Linked DNA regions of Homo sapiens: all the other regions are linked to region 3. The links are chromatin loops, found by intact Hi-C in ENCODE. Cell type or tissue: IMR-90. All regions are shown on one strand.

The links. Hi-C counts contacts between places; a loop is a spot of excess contacts. Peaks named below come from ENCODE experiments on the same cell type or tissue, not always from the same donor. Only the 100,000 strongest peaks of a DNase experiment are listed, where the experiment ranks them.
Region 1: a loop joins it to region 3, with 4 times the contacts of the local background. A loop is called at or near these places in 9 of 110 quality-filtered maps.
Region 2: a loop joins it to region 3, with 6 times the contacts of the local background. A loop is called at or near these places in 17 of 110 quality-filtered maps.
Region 4: a loop joins it to region 3, with 2.9 times the contacts of the local background. A loop is called at or near these places in 20 of 110 quality-filtered maps.

What each region holds. Positions count from the first base shown.
Region 1 is chr9:111,943,063-111,948,062 of GRCh38, reverse strand. LOC124902250 (a long non-coding RNA gene) reads left to right here. Exons shown (of 2, transcript XR_007061735.1): 2 at 3,363-4,857. Among named protein-coding and RNA genes, the nearest start is that of MIR4668, 13 kb to the right of the region's middle. In IMR-90, no CTCF peak of the experiment used is centred here; DNase peaks (open chromatin) are centred at 2,652 and 3,332.
Region 2 is chr9:111,963,441-111,968,440 of GRCh38, reverse strand. No RefSeq gene overlaps it. Among named protein-coding and RNA genes, the nearest start is that of MIR4668, 34 kb to the right of the region's middle. In IMR-90, a CTCF peak has its summit at 2,708; a DNase peak (open chromatin) is centred at 2,760; H3K27ac peaks cover 697 bases.
Region 3 is chr9:112,071,934-112,076,933 of GRCh38, reverse strand. All of the region lies in intron 12 of SUSD1 (sushi domain containing 1), which reads left to right. Among named protein-coding and RNA genes, the nearest start is that of LINC02977, 34 kb to the right of the region's middle. RefSeq lists an enhancer at 3,049-3,218. In IMR-90, a CTCF peak has its summit at 1,997 (motif pointing right); DNase peaks (open chromatin) are centred at 2,043, 2,313 and 3,543; H3K27ac peaks cover 3,294 bases.
Region 4 is chr9:112,009,516-112,014,515 of GRCh38, reverse strand. No RefSeq gene overlaps it. Among named protein-coding and RNA genes, the nearest start is that of LINC02977, 28 kb to the left of the region's middle. RefSeq lists enhancers at 1,556-1,795, 1,836-1,885, 2,126-2,265, 2,376-2,425. In IMR-90, no CTCF peak of the experiment used is centred here; DNase peaks (open chromatin) are centred at 2,065, 2,345 and 3,095; H3K27ac peaks cover 2,131 bases.

The sequences.
Region 1 (5,000 bases), 130 kb after region 3:
AACTGGACTTTGAAGGCTCTGAATGCCGCAGAGCTGCACAGAACCTAAATTTGCAATCTGTAGTTAATTTTCCCTGTGTAAAAAGTGAGACGAATATGGGTAGGAACAGAAAAAGGGGGAGGAGCTTGGAAGGTAGGGAAAGGAAACTTCAAGGCCAAAGAGAGAGAGAGAAAGGATACTACTGCCAATAAGAAATCCTTGATGGAAGAACAGATCAAGGATTTTTAGAACAGCCACGTCTAAGGAGCAACTTTTTTTTTTTTTTTTTTTTTTTTTTTTGAGACAGACTCTCACTCTGTCGCCCAGGCTGGAGTGCAGGGGTGCGATCTAGGCTCACTGCAACCTCTGCCTTTGGGTTCAAGCGATTCTCCTGCCTCAGCCTCCCAAGTAGCTGGGATTACAGGCACACACCACAACGCCTGGCTAATTTTTGTATTTTTTTTTTTCAGTAGAGATGGCATTTCACCATGTTGTCCAGTCTGGTCTCGAGCTGTGGGCTTTAAGCCACACGCCCGCCGGCCTCCCAAAGTGCTGGGATTACGGGTGTGAGCCACCGGCCCCAGCCAGGAGCAACTGTAAAGTTGTTTGTTGTGCACTGTAGAATGGCGTTGCAGCCCCTCCCTCACAATTCATAAACCTCAACAAAGCTTGAAAGCACTTTTACTTCCCCACTTTCTTCTTTCACACCCCTACTCCTGTGTTTTGAGATAATTTAAAATTTTAGCCAAGGCTATTAAATTTTCCTCCATAATAAGTCTCATCTGATTTAAAATTCTCATTATTCCATGTCACGTTAGCATCTATTTAGAGTATGACAATTACAAGGTTCATTATTCACCATTGTCTTCTTGTATTCTTTGTCTTTCCCTGTTGCTGAATTTTTTTTAAAAAACGATTGTTTTAGGCTGGGCACAGTAACTCACGCCTGTAATCCCAGCACCTTGGGAGGCCAAGGCGGGCGGATCACCTGAGGTCAGAAGATCAAAACCAGCCTGGCCAACATGGCGAAAACCTGTCTCTACTAAAAATACAAAAATGAGCCAGGTGTGGTGGTGTATGCCGGTAATCCCAGCTACTTGGGAGGCTGCGGCAGGAGAATTGCTTGATCTTGGGACGTGTAGGTTTAAGTGAGCCAAGATTGTGCCAGTGCACTCCAGCCTGGGTGACAGAGCAAGACTCCATCTAAAAAAAAAAATTATTATTTTAAATTGACAAATAATAATTGTACATATTCATGGGGTACAAAGTGATGTTTTAATATATATAATTTAAAGTGATCAGATCAGGATAATTAGCATATCCATCCTCTCAAACATTTATCATTTCTTCATGTTGGAAACATTTAATATCCTCCTTCTATTTGAAACTGTGTAATATATTATTGTTAACTATAGGGATCCTATAGAATACTAGAACTATAGGAACTATGAATTCTATAGAACACTAGAACTTATTCCTCTTATCCGGCTATAATTTTGCATCCTTTTTTTTTTTTTTTTTTTTTTTTGAGGTGGAGTTTCGCCCTTGTTGCTGAGGCTGGAGTGCAATGGCACAATTTCGGCTCACTGCAACCTCTGCCTCCCAGGTTCAAGCGATTCTCCTGCCTCAGCCTCCTGAATAGCTGGGATTACAGTCACCCGCCATCATGCTCGGCTAATTTTTTTTTTTTTTGTACTTTTGTAGAGACAGGGTTTCACCATGTTGGCTAGGCTGGTCTAGAACTCCTGACCTCAGGTGATCCGCCTGCCTTGGCCTCCCAAAGTGCTGGGATTACAGGCGTGAGCCACTGCACCTGGCCTCCTTGCATCCTTATTTTCTTAAGTACTTCCTTGACTAATTTCCTCAGGTTGAGTACATGGGTAGTATACTTTCTGAGGTCCTACAAGCCCCTAAATACCTTATTTTTGCCCTTATATAATAAGATTTTGGCTGGTTATAAGATTTTCCTATCACAATCCCCCCAGTAACCTTCAGTATTGCCGATAGTCCAGCGATGGTCTAACTCCCTTTCTTTTGTCAATAACTTGTTCTTTCTGGCTGATGACCGTTAAATTTATCCTTCGGGTTAAAAAATTTAACCCTATTTAATTTTTCCCCATTTTCTTCTTTTAGGACACTTCTTTGTCTGCAAATATGTCTTCTCATTCTACCCACCTGGGACTAGGAAGTCATTTAAATCTAAAGAAGCAAGTCTTTGGTTTTCTTCTGTCTCTTCCTTTTTCCTTCTGGAAATTTATTAGACAATTTAAGTCTCCACCTAAACGGTCCTCTCTGTCTTGTATCTGCGTATTTCTCTTAGTATTTAGTATATTTTGTTTTGTTTTGCTCTGGGTTATAGGGATCCCACTAAACGCTATTTTGATTTTCAGAAGTAATCATTCTCTTTAATTTCTACATTGAATTTCTAAATTTAGAAATCATACTTTTCAGTACCATAATTTCATTTTTTTATGCTCTAATTGTATCTTCTTAAATGTCCTCATTATGTTTCTCCTCCTCATTAGGTTTTAACTAAAGTTTACTTCTCTTTCTCTTATTAATTCTGCCTCTATGTTAGCCATATTTTCTGGTCATGCAATTTGGTCTATCTCCGGGAAATTGCATGTTTCCTTTGCAAGTCAGCTGTTGGAATTCTTCAAGCCGTAGTGAACTGACTGCCACTGGATGGGCCAGCAGTAATGAGACAGGCAGCTGGGACTTTCTGTTGAGGTTTTTGGGGGCGTGGTATCTGTTCTCAGATGCAAGAAGTGAAACCTTTTTTTCTAGTGCCACTGAAATCAATGGAATTGATCAGTTTCTCCCAGATGATGGTCATAGCAAGGCATTAGGGCAGCCAGATTTGGATCCTCATCTCTAGATACCAAACTATGAGCTCTGAGCTGTGTCTGGACTCTTCATTTGGTGACTGAATTGTCCTAGCTGGGAGGGACTGAAAATCAAAAGTGATCAGCCAATACAGGTTGTCATTTTCCCTGAATTTCCCAAGGATAGGCAAATACAGCACTGTTGGCCCAAATCAGTGGGACTCTGCAGGACAGTGTTTCCTAGCTCCACTCGGCAGCTTTGGCTCAGTCTCAGTAGTCACAGCAATGGTACTCCTCCATTCATTTTTTGCCCCTTGGGCTAATCCATGAAAATAAAGTAAAAATTTTAAGTTCCAGCCACCCTAGTGACAAAATTCAAAATCCCAGTTTTTAGGAGAAAAATTATGAAAAGAAAACCTTTTGTTAACTTTTCAACAAGTTTTCCTCTGCCTTACTTTCTCTATCTGGTACTAGACCTCTTACTTGTGAGTCAACATCTGCTGTTCCATGTGGCCTGGCTTGTAGAGTCCTGTGTGTTGTAACCTCTGGTGATTACAGGTCTATTGCGCTTTGCTTAGAGATCAACAGAGTGACATCCTAGGGTCTGAGCCTCAACCCTCCAGGCCGCAAGCCTCCCACTTCCACTCCACCAACCTTGACTTGTGGAACATGCATCCTCCTGGGGATAAACCTCTACCAAGATGTTCTTGTAAGAGTGGCTGCAAGTGCCTGCATCAGAACCTCAGGAAAGCTGATAAAGTTGAAGAGTCCTTGCTTTCCTCACTTGGGAGGGGGTGCTGCTGCTGGCATTTAAGATGATTCTGATTCATGCTACAGTCTGACAACCTACAAAGCTGCATGGAAGAAAACTCTCTTCCACATGGCCTGGAGAGACCTAAGCATCCACGTGCTCACTGCTCTCAGTGCTCAGAGAAGAGAACACCTGGGAAATTGTCTTTGAATTATATAGAACAAGTTGTCCACTAAATGAATAACATCTGGAAGCATTCCAACCTGGTAAAGCCCCTTGAGTGTTGCCTATGATGTGGGTGCATCTGATTCCAGGTCATATGTGCAATGCTCTGCTGCAGACACTTTAGCTTTCAGATTTTGTGGAATATTGTTACAGGAACACAGGTCTATGCAATGAGGTCTTGTAGCTGCTTCCTAAGCTTTGCACATCAATCCATCAGCTCTAACATTCTGGACAATATTATTGCTGGCTACAATAGTACTATTTATAATAGTTCAAATGAATCAGATTGATTTTCTCCTTGAACACTAGAATATTTACTCTGAATCATCAAGGGCAAAAGGTCAATTCCCCTCAAAAAGATCATGCAACCCTCTCTATCAGAGGATAAACAATTCTTCAAGTATTGAGGAAAGAAAAATGACTTTGGGCCAGGCATGGTGGCTCACACCTATAATCCCAGCACTTTGGGAGGCCGAGGAGGGAGACCTCACTTGAGGTCAGGAGTTCGAGACCAGCCTCGGTAATATGGTGAAACCCCATCTCTACTAAAAACACAAAAATTAGCTGGGCATGGTGGCAGGAGCCTGTAATCCCAGCTATTTGGGAGGCTGAGGCAGTAGAATCACTTGAACCCGGGAGGTGGAGGTTGCAGTGAGCCACGATTGCACTATTGCACTCCAGCCTGGGTGACAGAGCGAGACTCCATCTCAAAAAAAAAAAAGAAAAGAAAAAAAAAAGAAAAGTGACTTTGTCCATTGGGTAGCCAAGCTTTCATTTTGCTCAGTGACGGAGTCTAGTACTTAAGATCCATATCATAGCAACACAAAACTTCTATTGAGGATGTAGCTTTTCATATGCATCATTCCCTTCACTTCTCACATTGGTGTCCACTGAGGCGTAGAGACACGGTACAGGATACAAATGGTGATGCTGGAAAGTGAACCTAAGTCTGTCTGTACAATCTACACACCTCACCACTGTGTGATCAGCTATAGGCTTAATACTAGTGAGACAGGGATGCTTACCTGTATTTGTTCATTAATTTGTTCAATAAAAAGGACTTTGTGTAAGGTTCTACATGTGGTGCTTGGGACACAAAGTCAAGTAATTTATGAACCCTCCCTGCCCTTGCCATTTCCAATCTAATGACAAACACAAAGAACTAAAGGGGCAATTAAAATAATTAGTGTAAGTGCTAGAGCAGAAGAAGGGTGAGGCTG
Region 2 (5,000 bases), 110 kb after region 3:
GGGCGCAGTTGCTCACGCCTGTAATCCCAACACTTTGGGAGGCCGAGGCAGGCAGATAACCTGAGGTCAGAAGTTCGAGACCAGCCTGGCCAACATGGTGAAACCCTGTCTCTACCCAAAATATTTTTTAAAAAAATTAGCCAGGCCTGGTGGTGGGTGCCTGTAATCCCACCTACTTGGGAGGCTGAGGCAGGAGAACTGCTTGAACCCAGGAGACAGAGGTTACAGTGAGCTGATACAGTACCACTGCACTCCAGCCTAGGTGACAGAGTGAGACTCCGTCTCAAAAAAAAAAAAAAAGATACCCACCTAGTGTTAATAATGGTATCAAACAAGAATGCTCTCTGCTTTGAGCAAAACCAAAGGAGTGATACCTATGACCAGCTCTAGGGAAATCTAATATCTACTTAGTAGTTTGTTCTAGGGGAAAGAACTGGGACTGGGAGGTCTTTATTGCAGAAGGTAGAGAAAAGTAATCAGGCATTTTTTTTCACTAACGTGTTGAGCCCTTATTATATGCAGTCATTATGTTAAGTGATTTTCATTTATTATTTCATTTAATTGGGAAACAGTGCTTTGGGAGGTTGAGGCTGGAGGATCACTTGAGCCCAGGAGTTCAAGACCAGACTGGGCAACATAGTGAGACCCCATCTCTACCAAAATTTTTTAAAAATTAGTCGGGCATGGTGGCATGTGCCTGTAGTCCTAGCTACTCTGGAGGCTGAGGTAGGAGGATTACTTGAGCCCAGGGGGTCAAGGCTGCAGTCAGCCATGGTCGTGCCATTGCATTCCAGCCTGGGTGACAGAGCAAGACCCTGTCTCAAAAAACAAACAAACAAACAAACAAAATAAAATAAAGATTAAAAAGTAAAAGGGCAGCTGAATCTGAAAGAGTTTAACGAAGTTGGTCAAACCTCTCAGCCGACACAGAAGCAGCCAGGATTTGGACCCGTGTAGTCTGGCTTAAGGCTAATGCTCTCTTAACCTACATCTTGTGTAAGAAGGGCTGGCATCAAGTTTTACTGCAGCTACTTGCTAGATAAATGACCTTGGGCAAATCCCTCCCTATCCATAGGCCTAACTTCCCTCTTTGGTAGAGAGAGGGGCTTCACCTAGATACCCTCTGAGGACCTCTTGGCAGGCCTGGCCCTATTCCATCATTTTGGCAAATGGTCTGGGTAGAGGAGTCCAACAGATGGGGCTTTGGTTCCAGCACAAGATTTGCCTTAGCTTTGAAGAGGCAGCTGTGTCCTGGAAGATAGGCACTGTCACCAGGAAAGAGATGATGTCTTCTCTGCAGGATCTGCTGGGGGAGGGAGGGGGACTCACTCATAGCCAGGCTGTGTTGCAAGACCTTGGGGAGCTCCCTACCTCCCCTTCCTTCTGAGCCTTACTCTTGCCTTTATTCTTGGCTCCACTGCCATTTTCTCAGCTCCACTGCCATTTTCTCAGCTCTGTGTTGCCCATCAGTGGTGATAAGTGATGCCAAGATCAAGCTGCTGGCAGTTTTTTTGTTTGTTTGTTTGAGATGGAGTATTGCCAGTTGCCCAGGCTGGAGTGCAGTGGCACGATCCTGGCTCACTGCAACCTCTGCCTCCTGGGTCCAAGTGATTCTCCTGCCTCAGCCTCCCAGTAGCTGGGGCTACAGGCATGAGCCACCACACCCAGCTATTTTTTGTATTTTTAGTAGAGATGGGGTTTCATCATGTTGGCCAGGCTGGTCTTGAACTCCTGACCCCAAGTGATCCACCCACCCCGGCCTCCCAAAGTGCTGGGATTTCAGGCTTGAGCTACCACATCCAGCTGCTGCTGGCAGTTTAAAAAATGTTTTGGTAGAGATGGGGTCTCACTATGTCGCCCAGTCTGGCAGTCCAAGATCAAGGTGTTCCCGCCACCACCACCCCTGCACACCAGCCTGTGCCTGTTCAAGCTGAACTTCATTCTTCTCCATGGACACACCAGCCTTATCACACCTCTGCACGTTTCATACACATGACAGTCTCCTCTGCCTGCAATGACACCCACCCCTTTCTTCATATCTTTAAGTTTTTTGTTTGTTGTTTTGAGACGAGTCTCGCTCTGTCACCCAGGCGGGAGTGCGGTGGTGCGATCTCGGTTCACTACAACCTCTGCCTCCCGGGTTCAAGCAATTCTCCTGGCTCAACCAACTGAGTAGCTGGGATTACAGGTGCGCACAACCATGCTGGCTAATTTTCTTTCTTTCTTTTTTTTTTTTTTGAGACAGAGTCTTGTTCTGTCACCAGGCTGGAGTGCAGTGGCGCGATCTCGGCTCACCTCAACCTTTGACTCCCTGGTTCAAGCTATTCTCCTGCCTCAGCCTCCTGAGTAGCTGGGATTACAGGCACGTGCCACCACACCCAGCTAATTTTTGTATTTTTAGTAGAGACGGGGTTTCACCATTGTTGGCCAGGATGGTCTCAAACTCCTGACCTCAAGTGATCCGCCCCCCTCCACCTCCCAAAGTGCTGGGATTACAGCGTGAGCCACCACGCCCGGCCACCTTTAAGTTGTTTATACTTCTCCGGGTCTGGCTTAGAAGTCCCTCCTCCTTGAGGTCTGTCTTTAAATTAGAAGTGCCCTCTGTCCCCCTCTGACCACCCATTGCATTTTATCAATCCCTTTCTTTGAGCAGGCACTACTTCTTTTTCTCCTAGTGGTTAAATAATCATCTCTCAACTGGACTGTGAACCACAAGGCAGGATTCCTGTCACATGAAGCATCTTGGATTTCCCCATGGCACCTAGAACATATTAATGAGTAACAAAGAGTGTGTACCTAAGTTCAGAGCATGAGTAAGAAACTGAGTGACCTCAGTTGCTGAGACTCTGAGGCATGAAACTTAAGAATGGAACACAGAGATGGAAGAGAACAGAACCCTTCAAGGGAATATTTATGGTGGATGGAAATCAATCACCTTAGGCCAGAGATACAGAGGGCATATAGTAAGGCTAAAAGGAAGAACAACACAAGTACTGTCCTGGTGGACAAGAAATGCAGTCTTGGCCAGGCGCGGTGGCTCATGCCTGTAATCCCAGCACTTTGGGAGGCCGAGGTGGGCGGATCATGAGGTCAGGAGTTCGAGACCAGCCTCGCCAACATAGTGAAACTCCGTCTCTGCTAAAAATACAAAAAGTAGCCGGGCATGATGGTGCATGCCTCTAATCCCAGCTACTCGGGAGGCTGGGGCAGGAGAATAGATTGAACCTGCAAGGCAGAGGTTGTGGTGAGCCGAGATCACGCCACTACACTCCTAGCTGGAGGGAAGTAAAGAATGATATGGAAGTACATAAACAGTCCACACTCCACTGAAATTTTCATACACATAAAACCAGAGCCTGTGGCAAACTCCTCGCTTTGCTTTGCCGACAGCTTTATGGTGGTTGTGAGAGGAAAGGTAGAGAAGCAATACTGATCAAAAAAGGAAGTTAAATGCATAAGAATCATAAGAGAAAGAAACTATGGCTTGAGGTACTGAGGGGTTAATTTCTTTATGGGGATTAGGAAACAAAAATGCACTTTTGCTGTAATAAGGTGGGTTTTTTTCCTCTGAAAACAACACTAATGTATTTTTATTTATTTATTTATTTTTGAGAGGGAGTTTCACTCTTGCTGCCCAAGTTGGAGTGCAATGGCACAATCTCGGCTCACTGCAACCTCCACCTCCCAAGTTCAAGCAATTCTCCTGCCTCAGTTACCCAAGTAGCTGGGATTGCAGGCATGTGCCACCACGCCCTGCTAATTTTGTAATTTTGGTAGAGATGGGGTTTCACCATGTTAGTCAGGCTGGTCTCGAATTCCTGACCTCAGGTGATCCACCCGCCTCAGCCTCCCAAAGTGCTGGGATTACAGGCGTGAGCCACCGCACCCAGCAGAAACACTAATTTTGAGCTAGAAAACGTGGTGGATCTTAGAATTGGGATACGATGGGACTTCTGCTCTCAGGGGCTAGGACACTGAGATGGTAGGGAAAGGGAGTTACAGGTAAAATGTGTGACTATGTTTAGAAATATCTCCGCATGTAGCACTCTAGCCCTATACGAAGACACCTTGGGAAGAGGCTGTGTCCATGTGTCACCTACAGATAGAGCTGTGTGGCAGAAATTTCCCACACTAGATGTGGCTGCAGCTGAGCACAACACTATAGAGGAGAAGCATTATCTTCTCCTCTGCCACTGGGTGTGTCTTGACAGCCAAAGCACTTTCTTCCATAGTCAAGGTCCTCTGGATCTCCAGCACACCATATGTTGGTGAAAGTGGTATCTGGGTGACCATCATGTGGACTCGGAAAGCACAGACCTGCTGACACAGCAAGCATTAGGTTCTCCAGCTTCTAGAGTGGAAGACAGCAAGGGAGAAGGAGATCAGGAATGGGTTTGTGTATGAGTTTTCTACTGCTGCTGTATCAAATCACCACAAACTTGGTAGCTTAACAATACAAATGTGTGATCTACAATTCTGGAGGTCAGAAGTCTAAAATGGGCCTCACTAGGTTAAAATCAAGGAGTCAACAGGACTGCCTTCCTTCTGTTTTTTGTTTATTTGGTTTTTTTGTTTTTGTTTTTGTTTTTTTTTTTGAGATGGAGTCTCGCACTGTCGCCCAGGCTGGAGTGCAATAGTGCAATCTCCACTCACTGCAAACTCTGCCTCCCAGGTTCAAGCGATTCTCCTGCCTCGGCCTCCTGAGTAGCTGTTATTACAGGCACCCGCTATCATACCTGGCTAATTTTTTATATTTTCAGTCAAGACAGGGTTTCACCATGTTGACCAGGCTTGGTCTTGAACTCCTGACTTCATGATCCACCCATCTCGGCCTCCCAGAGTGCTGGGATTACAGGCGTGAGCCACCGCGCCCGGCTTGTTTTGTTTTGTTTTTTGAGACAGGGTGTCACTCTGTTGCCCAGACTGGGGTGCAGTGGTACGATCACTGCTCACGGCAGCCTCCATCTCTCTGGGCTCAGGTTATTCTCATGCCTCAGCCT
Region 3 (5,000 bases):
TTACTGAAAGGCTCTTCGTTTGATCTCCGTCTTGCCAAATCCAATGGCCAGTTTTGTTCTTATCTGATTTCTTCGATAGCGTTGACACTCCCTCCCTCTTGAAACCCCCTCTCCCTTAGTTTTGGTTCCTTCTGCCTTGCTGTCCCCTCTCAGTCTTCTTTGCTAGCTCCATCTACTTTTATGACCCCTCTTCAGCCTCCTTTTCTTCATTATCTACCCTTTCTGCTTAGGTGATCTCAACCAGTCTTATGGCTATAACTATTACCTATATGCAGAGGATTTCCAAAGATCAATTTCTAGTCCCAGCCTCTCCTTTGAGCACCAGACTCCTATATCCACCCAACTTCTACACATGTCCTATTGAACATCTAATACGCAAATCAAACGGAACTTGTGATTTCTCACCTCTGCCCTCGCCCCCAAATCGGTTTCCACCCAGGCTTCTCTGTTTCTATCTGTTACTTTCTGTCTGTTATTGGAATTTCTGTTCACCCAATTGTTCAGACCAAAAACAAGTCCTAATTGGTTCTATCCCATCCCCAAATTTCTAATCTGTCAACAAGCCCTGTTGGCTTGCTGTCTGAAATATATTCTGAATTCCACCACTTCTCCCCACCTGTGCCTTTTCCACAACTACCCTAATCCAAGACAGCCACCTCTTGCTTGGATTCCTGCTGTAGTTTTCAAACTGGTTTTCTCTTGCCTATATACCTCCCACCCTGGACCTTAGTCTTAGTCTTCACCATAACTTTCAAAAGATCACTCAGCACTCAGAGTGATCTTTTAAAAATGCATTTGGGAACATGTCAGCACCAGCTCAAAACTCTCCAGTGAGTTTCCATTAAAGTTAGAATGGAATCCAAGTTCCTCATCATAGGACATGTCATCTGGCCCCTGCCTACTTCTAATTCATCTCCCCCTGCTCTCCTCCTTTCCCATTAAGCATCAGCTGTCTCCCTGGCCTTCTTGCAGTTCCTTCAATGGGTCAAAGTTTTTCCAGCCTCCAGACTTTTCCATCTGCAGTTCACACTTCCTGGGACACTGTCAACATATGGCTTCTCCATAGTTGTTCAGGTGCCTGCTCAACTGCCATCACCAGCCTCCACGCTAGTACTCTGTATCTACTTACCCTGCTTCAATTTCTTCATAGAGCTTCATATTAATAAAAAATATTAATTATTAGTTTTTAGAGATAGGGTCTCACTCTGTCACCCAGGCTGGAGTGCAGTGGTGCAATCATAACTCACTGCAGCCTTGAGCCCCTGGGCTGTAGCAATCCTTCTGCCTCAGCCTGCTGAGTAGCTGGGACTATAGGCGCTCACCACCATGCCTGGCTAATTACAAAAGGGATTTTTTTGTTTTTATTTTTTGTAGAGATGAGGGTCTCCCTATGTTGCCTAGGCTGGTCTTGAACTTCTGGCCTCAAGTGATCCTCCCATCTCACCTCCCAAAGTGCTGAGATTATAGGCATGAGTCTCTGTGCCCAGCCTAGAGCTTGTTTTCTAAAAACTTATTTTTTTTTTATTTTCTTTCTCTCCCACTAAAATAGGAGCTTCCTGAAGACAGTGATTTTTGTCTGTATGTTTTACATTCAACCCTCAGTGGGTAAGAATGGTACTGATAGATAGCATAACAGCCCAAAATTTTAAAATAACAGCCAGTGGGTGGTATTGGTGTTGAGGAGATGTCTGGTTAGGCAATGAATTCTGGCTACCAGAAAGAATTCCCCACATTTTGGGCTGGAGAGACAAGTGGTGTTCAGTCTGGGCATTTCTTTCTGTGGTGACTTATTAAAATGAATAGCGACTCCATCTCCATTTCCTACTCTGTGGTCTTTCTCATATTTGGATGCTGTGCTTTTCTGGTTTGAAGGACCGTTGCATATTTTTTTGAGTAAAGGGGAGGGGGTTTCATCTTGATGAGACACTTACTCCTTGTTTGGTAGGCTGAATAGAGCTTTAGTGGCTCAAGTTCCCTCTCTCTGTGCTCATGGCCACCAGGGGACATTGTTGAGCTGTTTAATGTTCATTGAGATGCCTATTTTCCAACTCTACCCACTTTAAAGGACTCGTAATTTTAAAGAAGCATAAAAAAATCAAGTTGCTTTGATCTTATGAAAGAGTTAAAAAAAAAAAAAAACCAACCCCTTTCTTTTATAAAAGGAGGAAAAAAGAGAAGCTTATGTGTTGATGTGCAGAGATACTCGTGGTTTCCTAAGAAGTGTGTGGCCTTATTTCGGTAAAATCATGAACTTTTGAATTTTGGCAGATGTGTTAGGCTAAGGATTTGGGTCTGGACAATGTAGCTGCTCATTTCCCAGAAGGAAAGAGAGTGGAATTTCCCTTCTGAGTGTCTTACGTTAAATCTTACTGATGGGAACAGGATGAAAACAAGTGCTTTAAATACATCGCTGACCTCAGAGGACAGTGAAGGTTCTAGGAATGTTGAGGGACAGAGGCAAGTGTTTCGGTGAATGCAGGAAAGCAGGGGCTGGCGAGGGGGTGGGTGAGATGGAGCTGTGGCCTCACGGTGTTTCTGACTCTTGGCTGATAGGCTGCAGACGGCACATTGAACTGAATTCTTCAGGATAGCCCCACGGCACGCATCCCCTTTAGGACAGGGTGAGGAACAAACTTTCATCCTTGATGCAGGCCCCAAAGAGTCAGAAGAGCATCCACATGTTGAGTGTGCTATTTTCTTTTTCTTTTTTTTTGTTTTGAGACAGAATTTCGCTCTGTCACCCAGGCTGGAGTGCAGTGGCGTGATCTGAGCTCACTGCAACCTCCACCTCCTGAGTTCAAGTGATTCTTATGTCTCAGCCTCCCAAGTAGCTGGGATTACAGGTGTGTGCCACCACGCTTGGCTAATTTTATATGTTTAGTAGAGATGGGGTTTCACCATGTTGGCCAGGCTGATCTTGAACTCCTGGCCTTAAGTGATCCGCCCACTTCGGCCTCCCAAAGTGCTGGGATCACAGGTGTGAGCCACTGCACTGGCCTCCTTCCCTTCCTTTCCCTTTCCCTTTCTTTTTTTGAGACAGTCTTGCTCTGTTGCCCAGGCTTGCTCTGTTGCTTACGCAGTGGTGTGATCTCGACTCACTGCAACCTCTGCCTCCCAGGTTCAAGCGATTCTCATGCCCCGACCTCCCAAGTAGCGGGAATTACAGGCACACATCACCAGCCCCGTCTAATTTTAAAAATATATTTTTAGTAGAGATGAGGTTTTGCCATGTTGTCCAGGCTGGTCTCAAACTCCTGACCTCAAGTGATCTGCCTGCCCTTAGCCTCTCAAAGTGCTGGGATTACAGGCATGAGCCACTGTCCAGCTGAGTATGCTATTTTCTTGCTAAGTCTAAAAGCTTTGTAGGCAACATTTTCTTATATAGAGAGAGAAAGAGGAAACCAGAGAGAGGAGGATGGGGGTGGGTGGGGGCGGGGTGGGGAAGAGAGAGAAAGAGAGAGAGAGAGAGTGAGCGTGAGAAAGCCAATACATACGTAAATGTGGAGATAAACCAGACCACTTGTCTTACACAACATGGTGATCATTTGAGATGGAATGTTTATTATGGAACCAAGCATGCTGGAGGAGCAAAGGGAAGAAAAGATGAAAAGGAAATTATTTATTCCCATGTCTTCAGTACCAAGGCTGGCAACTTCTTCAAGAAATTTCCCATCTCTCATTGTATTCATAACAAGAAAAAGGAAAGTACTTTTTCAGACGGTTAGGAAAACAACAGAAAACACAGGAGTGTCCCAGGCATTTATCAGATTGTCACTTTATCAGAGAGGTCCAGCCAGGACTGCCCTGATCCTCCCTGCCCCTGCCTCTGACACCGCCCTCCACAATGGGATGTCCTCAGGGAAGACTGTGCAGGACTAGGTCTCTTGGTTTCTTTTACCGAGGCTTCTCTTTCATGGTTGGTTACCCACAAACCATCCAAGGATGCTGTACCCCTGTGTCCTCAGTGAGAAACCCATCTCCCCTGGCTGGTTCCAAGGTACCACACTTATCCCTGGGGGCCCCCCTGGCTCCAAGGGGGCTGAAGCTGTACCACAGGTCAGCAGAGGGACTGGCCTTCATGCCAGCTGTTTTCCTTTCCAAGTCTTCCGTGGACACAGGCTCTTTTGATATCTGGAGCCCTAACATTAGGTCACGCTAGGAGAGGCATGTTTGCCCTTCCATGCTTCCACAGTCCACGTATTTCTCTCATTCCCAGAAATCTCCCAACTGCTTTCTAGCTTCAAAACAAACCCCAAGCCCCCAAGTAAATGGCTGTGTGGGGATGGGTGTCTCCCAGACCCTCTTGCTACCAGCATCTGAATCTCAGCCAAAGTTAGCTTTTATAAAACGTGCATGAGAAGGTATTCTTAGATCAGAAGCCTGGAAACTAGGGTTTCTGTGTGTGTTGGGAGAGGGGGAGGGGCTTGCTGAGCTGTAACAATTTAATTTAGCAAATATTTATTTATTTACTTGTATTTGTTAAAAATGAGATGGGTTGGCCAGGCACGGTGGCTCATGCCTGTAATCCCATCCCAGCACTTTTGGAAGCTGAGGTGGGTGAGTTCGAGACCAGCCTGGCCAACATGGTGAAACCCAGTCTCTACTAAAAATACAAAAATTAGCTGGGTGTGGTGTGGGTGCTTGTAATCCCACCTACCTGGGAGGCTGAGGCAGGAGAATCTCCTGAACCCGGGAGGCAGAGTTGCAGTGAGCTGAGATTGTGCCACTGCAGTCCAGCCTAGACAACAGAGTGAGACTCCGTCTCAAAAAAAAAAACAAAAAAAAAAAAAAAAGAGAAAGAAAGAAATAAAAAAGAATAAAAATAAATAAATAATAAAAGGAGATGTCTTGAGAAGTCACTAGCAAATATTTTTCGATTGGTTATGTACAAAGACCTGTGCTGCCTACTGAGGATGTACATGTGAAAAGAAATTGGTTTCTTCTCCTTGGGAGGTGAAGTCTCATAACTTTATTGATGGAGAAGATATATCTAGCTGATG
Region 4 (5,000 bases), 62 kb after region 3:
CTGACCTTTTTCAGTATCCTACTTGTGGGGGCCACAGCCCTGGTGGTCTCATAACCATACCCAGTCCTTCCCTCCTACCTGCCAAGCTTTCTGCTCAGTTCTTGTCTTTTGACTGAAGAGTACAAAATTATTCTCCTTTATTTTATTCTTTATGGATTTAGTTTTTATATATGTCATGGTAAGAACGGTTGATATGGTGAGAATATATTCTCTTCCCAATTATTCCAGCACAATAGCACCAATGTTTATTATATTGAATGGAAGTTTTCTTCCTGGGAAATCTGTGATGGCTTTTAAAGAAGTCTTATATTGGTCAGGCGCGGTGGCTCCTGCCTGCAATCCCAGCACTTTGGGAGGCCGAGGTGGGTGGATCACTGGAGGTTAGGAGTTTGAGACCAACCTGGCCAATGTGGCGAAACCCTATCTCCACTAAAAATACAAAAATTAGCCGGATGTGATGGCAGGCACCTGTAATCCCAGCTAGTCGGGAGGCTGAGGCGGGAGAATCGCTTGAACCCAGAAGGCAGAGGTTTCAGTGAGCCGAGATCACGCCACTGCACTCCAGTCTGGGCAACAGAGTGAAGCTCTGTCTCAAAAAACAAACAAACAAACAAAACAAAACAAACAGAAAAACCCTTATATTGAGTATTAGGATCTGTTTCTGGGCTAATTTGTCTCTCCTATTAATCTCTGCCAAATCCTGTGTGTTCAACTTTGATTTTATTCTTATAGTTTTATGATATTGTATGAAACTATATCCCATAGTTCTATAATTTTATAATTTTAATAGAGAGCAGAGCTAGTTTTCCCTGTTGGGCTTTTAGTTTTCAAAATTGTTTAGCTATTTGAAGCAGAATTCAGACTGACTCCTTCTATACCATCCAAATCCCTCTCCTCTTCCTCACTAGGGGCTGAAGAAGCTGAACACTCAAGTTCCCAATCTCCTTTGTTGCTCTGGGCAGACAGAAAGTACAGTTCCAGTTAATTAAGCAGAAGTGAGGTCTACTAGGGGAGTTTCTGGGAAAGTTTTTACTTCGCTGATACCGTGAACAACTGTGGCTGTTCCTTCTTTTTCCCCCTCTTTCTGTCTTGAAAGCAGATGTATGCTAACCATCTTGAACTTAAGAACCATTTTGTCAAGTTAAAAAAAAAAGTGAAGGCCGGGTATGGTGGCTCATACCTGTAATCCTAGTGCTTTGGAAGGCCAAGGTGGAAGGATTGCTGGAGCCCAGGAGCTGCAGGCTGGAGTGAGTTATGACTGCACCATTGCACTCCAGCCTGGGTGACAGAGCAAGATCCTGTCTCTAAAAAAAAAAAAAAAAAGAAATTAAGTCAGTTAAGCCAGGCGGCTTTGTACAGCTCTGTGGAATGACAGAACTTATAAAATGTCCTTTCTCTAGAGCTGTGGGGAAAATGAGGCAAATACTGTATGGGCAACCTCCTGAATGTGTTTCATTTATTCATCTATAATAGCAGGGCTTGGATAAATCTTTCCTATATGCTATGTGTGGGGCTAAGAAATGACCTTATTGTCAAAGGTTGATGAATGCACAGATACAGGGTAAGAAGCCAATCTGGAATGATGGTTTCCATTTTCCACTTGAGAGTTTAAGCCTGGGCAGCAGATACCTGCTCTGTGAACTCTTTACATGAGCAACTTCCCAGCACAAATTGTTCTCATTTCCCAGGCTCACATGTCCACCAGTCCCTACTTTCTGAGGATGACTTTTTCTGTCTCAGATTCCCTTGTGTAGGGAACATTCTCTTCCAGTGAACCTGGCTACCCCACTGGAGCTTGTGGCTGTAGGAGACATGCTTGGAGCCAGTTGTTACTACAGGGGCCTGAGATAAGCCAAGGGTACCAGATGACTGTGAATTACAGGCACTGTTGAGTGTGTGCTTTGAGACCAGAAAGAGGAAAGCTTTTTACTCAAAGCAGAAGTAAAACAGGCTTTTGTGGGGGAAGTGGAAATTAGCTGGTAGGAGTTCTTTGTACCACACATATAAAAATAGGAGTGCTCCTGGAGAGGAGTGCAGCTGGCAGGGACCTGTGGTTGGTCAAAGTGATCAGCAACGTTGCTTGCAAGCCAAAACCATGAGTCACCTTCAGTGGAGCCTGGTGTCCTGAATCCAACACTTTCCTTCTTTGTCCCCATAACTGTGACCTCCCTTCAGAGGTTTTCTGAGGAAACTCAAGACCTGTACCCATTGAAATATGGAGGGACAGCCTGACCTCTTAAGCTTAGAATGTTGAGGCCTGAGCTTGCTCTGGGGCTAGAAAGCTCTGATCCTAGGCCGGATAATTTACTGAGTTATTTGTCTTTGTTTTCTTTGTACATTACTCAGCCTTCAGGGCAGGTAGCCAGGACTTTGAGCTTTCAGGGCCCAAAGAAGAAGCCTGCACATCACTTTCCGTCCTGACTTTTTCCTCCTTCACTCTGAGGGATTTGAGCATGCTGCGCTAGGAGAAGAAGTGGTAGAGTGTTTTTGAGAGACACAGTCCTTAAGATTATTCCCCAAGGGAAGGAAAGGATATGCACAGTTTTTAAAATAATGGGGCTCTGTGGCCCACCCTCCATAGAATCTCAGGAAGATGACAGGGTGTCCGGGAGCCATGACTGCATGTTGAGCCTAGAAAGGTCTTTCTGACTCTGGGTATGGAGGCTCTCAGCTCTGGCAAAGATTTCCAGGGGAACAACAGGGATGTCCAACTTCACTCTATAAGCTTGGCCAGCAGGCAACTTGGTGGAAACCTCGTAGATAAGGGGTTGGCCCATAGGTCAAATCTGGGCCGTCGTCTGTTTTTGTATAACCTATGAGCTTAGAATGGTGACATTTTAAAGTGTTTGGGAAAAAAAATCATATTTTATGACCCATGCAATTATATGAAATTCAAATTTCAGTGTCCATAAATAAAGTCTTCCTGGGATACAGTCAAGTTCATTCATTTTCCTACTGTCTACGGCTGCTTTTAAGCAACAATGGTAGAGTTGAGTGGTTGTGACAGAGAGCTGCTTGGATTGCAAAGCCTAAAATATTGACTATCTGTTCTCTACAGAAAAAGTTTGTGGATCTCTGATGTAAACCAATGACCAGACATACCGCATGAATGTTTGGCTTCACATAAACACTCCTGGCCATTAGCTCTGGGACTGGGCATGGGATTTGGAGGTGGGGAAGAGAAGGCAATCCTCTCAACCTCTGAAATTAAATTTCCCACTAGCTGAGCAGAAAGGAAGCTCAGTGTCATGCCTACCATAATTTAAAGTAAGTAAAGCCATATGAACTTTCTGGAACATTCAGGTTTGTGTTGCAAATTGATTCCTATCATGCTTTATCTCATAAGCCTCCCTGGCAAAGACTTTCTATTAGACAATCATGGCTTTTGTTTTACTGGTTCCATTATGGAAGTAACACCCTTAGGTCTCCTCAATCTCAGCGTGTCCAAATCCTACCATTAGAGCCCAACTTAAACATTCTCCCTCCTCTCTGCCCCTAGTAGTCTTGACCTGCTTTTTCGACTTGCAGGTCCACCTAAGATTTTTCGGCATAAACTTACTTTCAGATATTATGACTGGTTTTCCTCAGAGTCTTGGACAATTTCTCCCAAATTAGAAAGTTTTGATGGGATGTCTCCACCCTCTGAATCTTCCCTGGATTCTGTTGCCCACATCACATTATGGTAATTCATTTACAGGCATACCTCAGAGATATTGTAGTTCAATTCCATACCACTCCAATAAGGCAAATATGGCAATAAAGTGAGCCATACAAGTTTTTGGTTTCTTAGTGCATATAAAGTTATGTTTACAAGGGTGTGGTGTCTCTTATCTGTAATTCTAGCACTTTGGGAGGCCAAGGAGGGAAGATCACTTGAGGTCAGGAGTTCAGAACCAGCCTGACAATATGGTGAGACCCCCTATCTCATGAAAAAGAAAAAAAAAGTGTCATTTTTATGCATTGGCATTTCCTCCAGGTGATGAAATTTTAAAAATTAGCTGGGTGTGGTGGTGCATGCCTCTGGTCCTAGTTACTTGGGAGGCTGAGGCCGGAGGATCGCTTGAGCCCTGGACTTTGAGGCTGCAGTGCGAGACGATTGCACAATTTCCCTCCAGTCTGGGTGACAGAGCAAGACCCTGTCTCTAAAATAAAAAAAAGTTATGAGTTATGTTTACACTATACTGGAGTCTATTAAGTGTGCTATCACATTATGTCTAAAATATGGACTTATCTTAATTTAAAAATACCTTATTGCTAAAAATGCTAATGATCATGTGAGCCTAATGATCATCTGAGCCATTTAGCAAGTCATAATATTTTTGCTGGTGAGGGGGGTCTTGCCTCAATGTTGCTGACTGCTGACCCATCAGGGTGGGGATTGCTAAAGGTTGCGGTGGCTGGGAAAATTTCTTAACTAAGACAACAATGAAGTTTGTTGCATTGGTTGATTCTTCCTTTCATGAAAGATTTCTTGGTAGCGTGCAATGCTGTTTAATAGCATTTTACTAACAGTAGAGCTTCTTTCAAAAATGGAGTCAATCCTTGCAAACCCTGCCAGTACTTCTTCAACTAAGTTTATGTAATATTCTAAATCCTTTGTTATCATTTCAACAGTGTTCACAGAAAATTCACCACATGTCAATTTCATCTCAAGAAACCACTTTCTTTACTCATACATATGAAGCAATTCCTCATTCATTCACGTTTTATCATGAGATTGCAGTAATTCAGTCACATCTTCAGGCGCCACTTCTAATTCTAGTTCTCTTGTTATTTCCACCACATCTGCAGTGACTTCCCCCCACTAATGTATTGAACCCCTCAAAGTCATCCATGAGGGTTAGAATCAGTTTCTTCCAAACTCCTGTTAATATTGATATTTTGACCTCTTCCTATGAATCACAAAAGCTTTTTTTTTTTTCTTAATTGAGACAGAGTTTCACTCCTGTCGCCCAGACTGGAGTGCAATGAAGCAATCTGGGCTCACTGCAACCTCCACC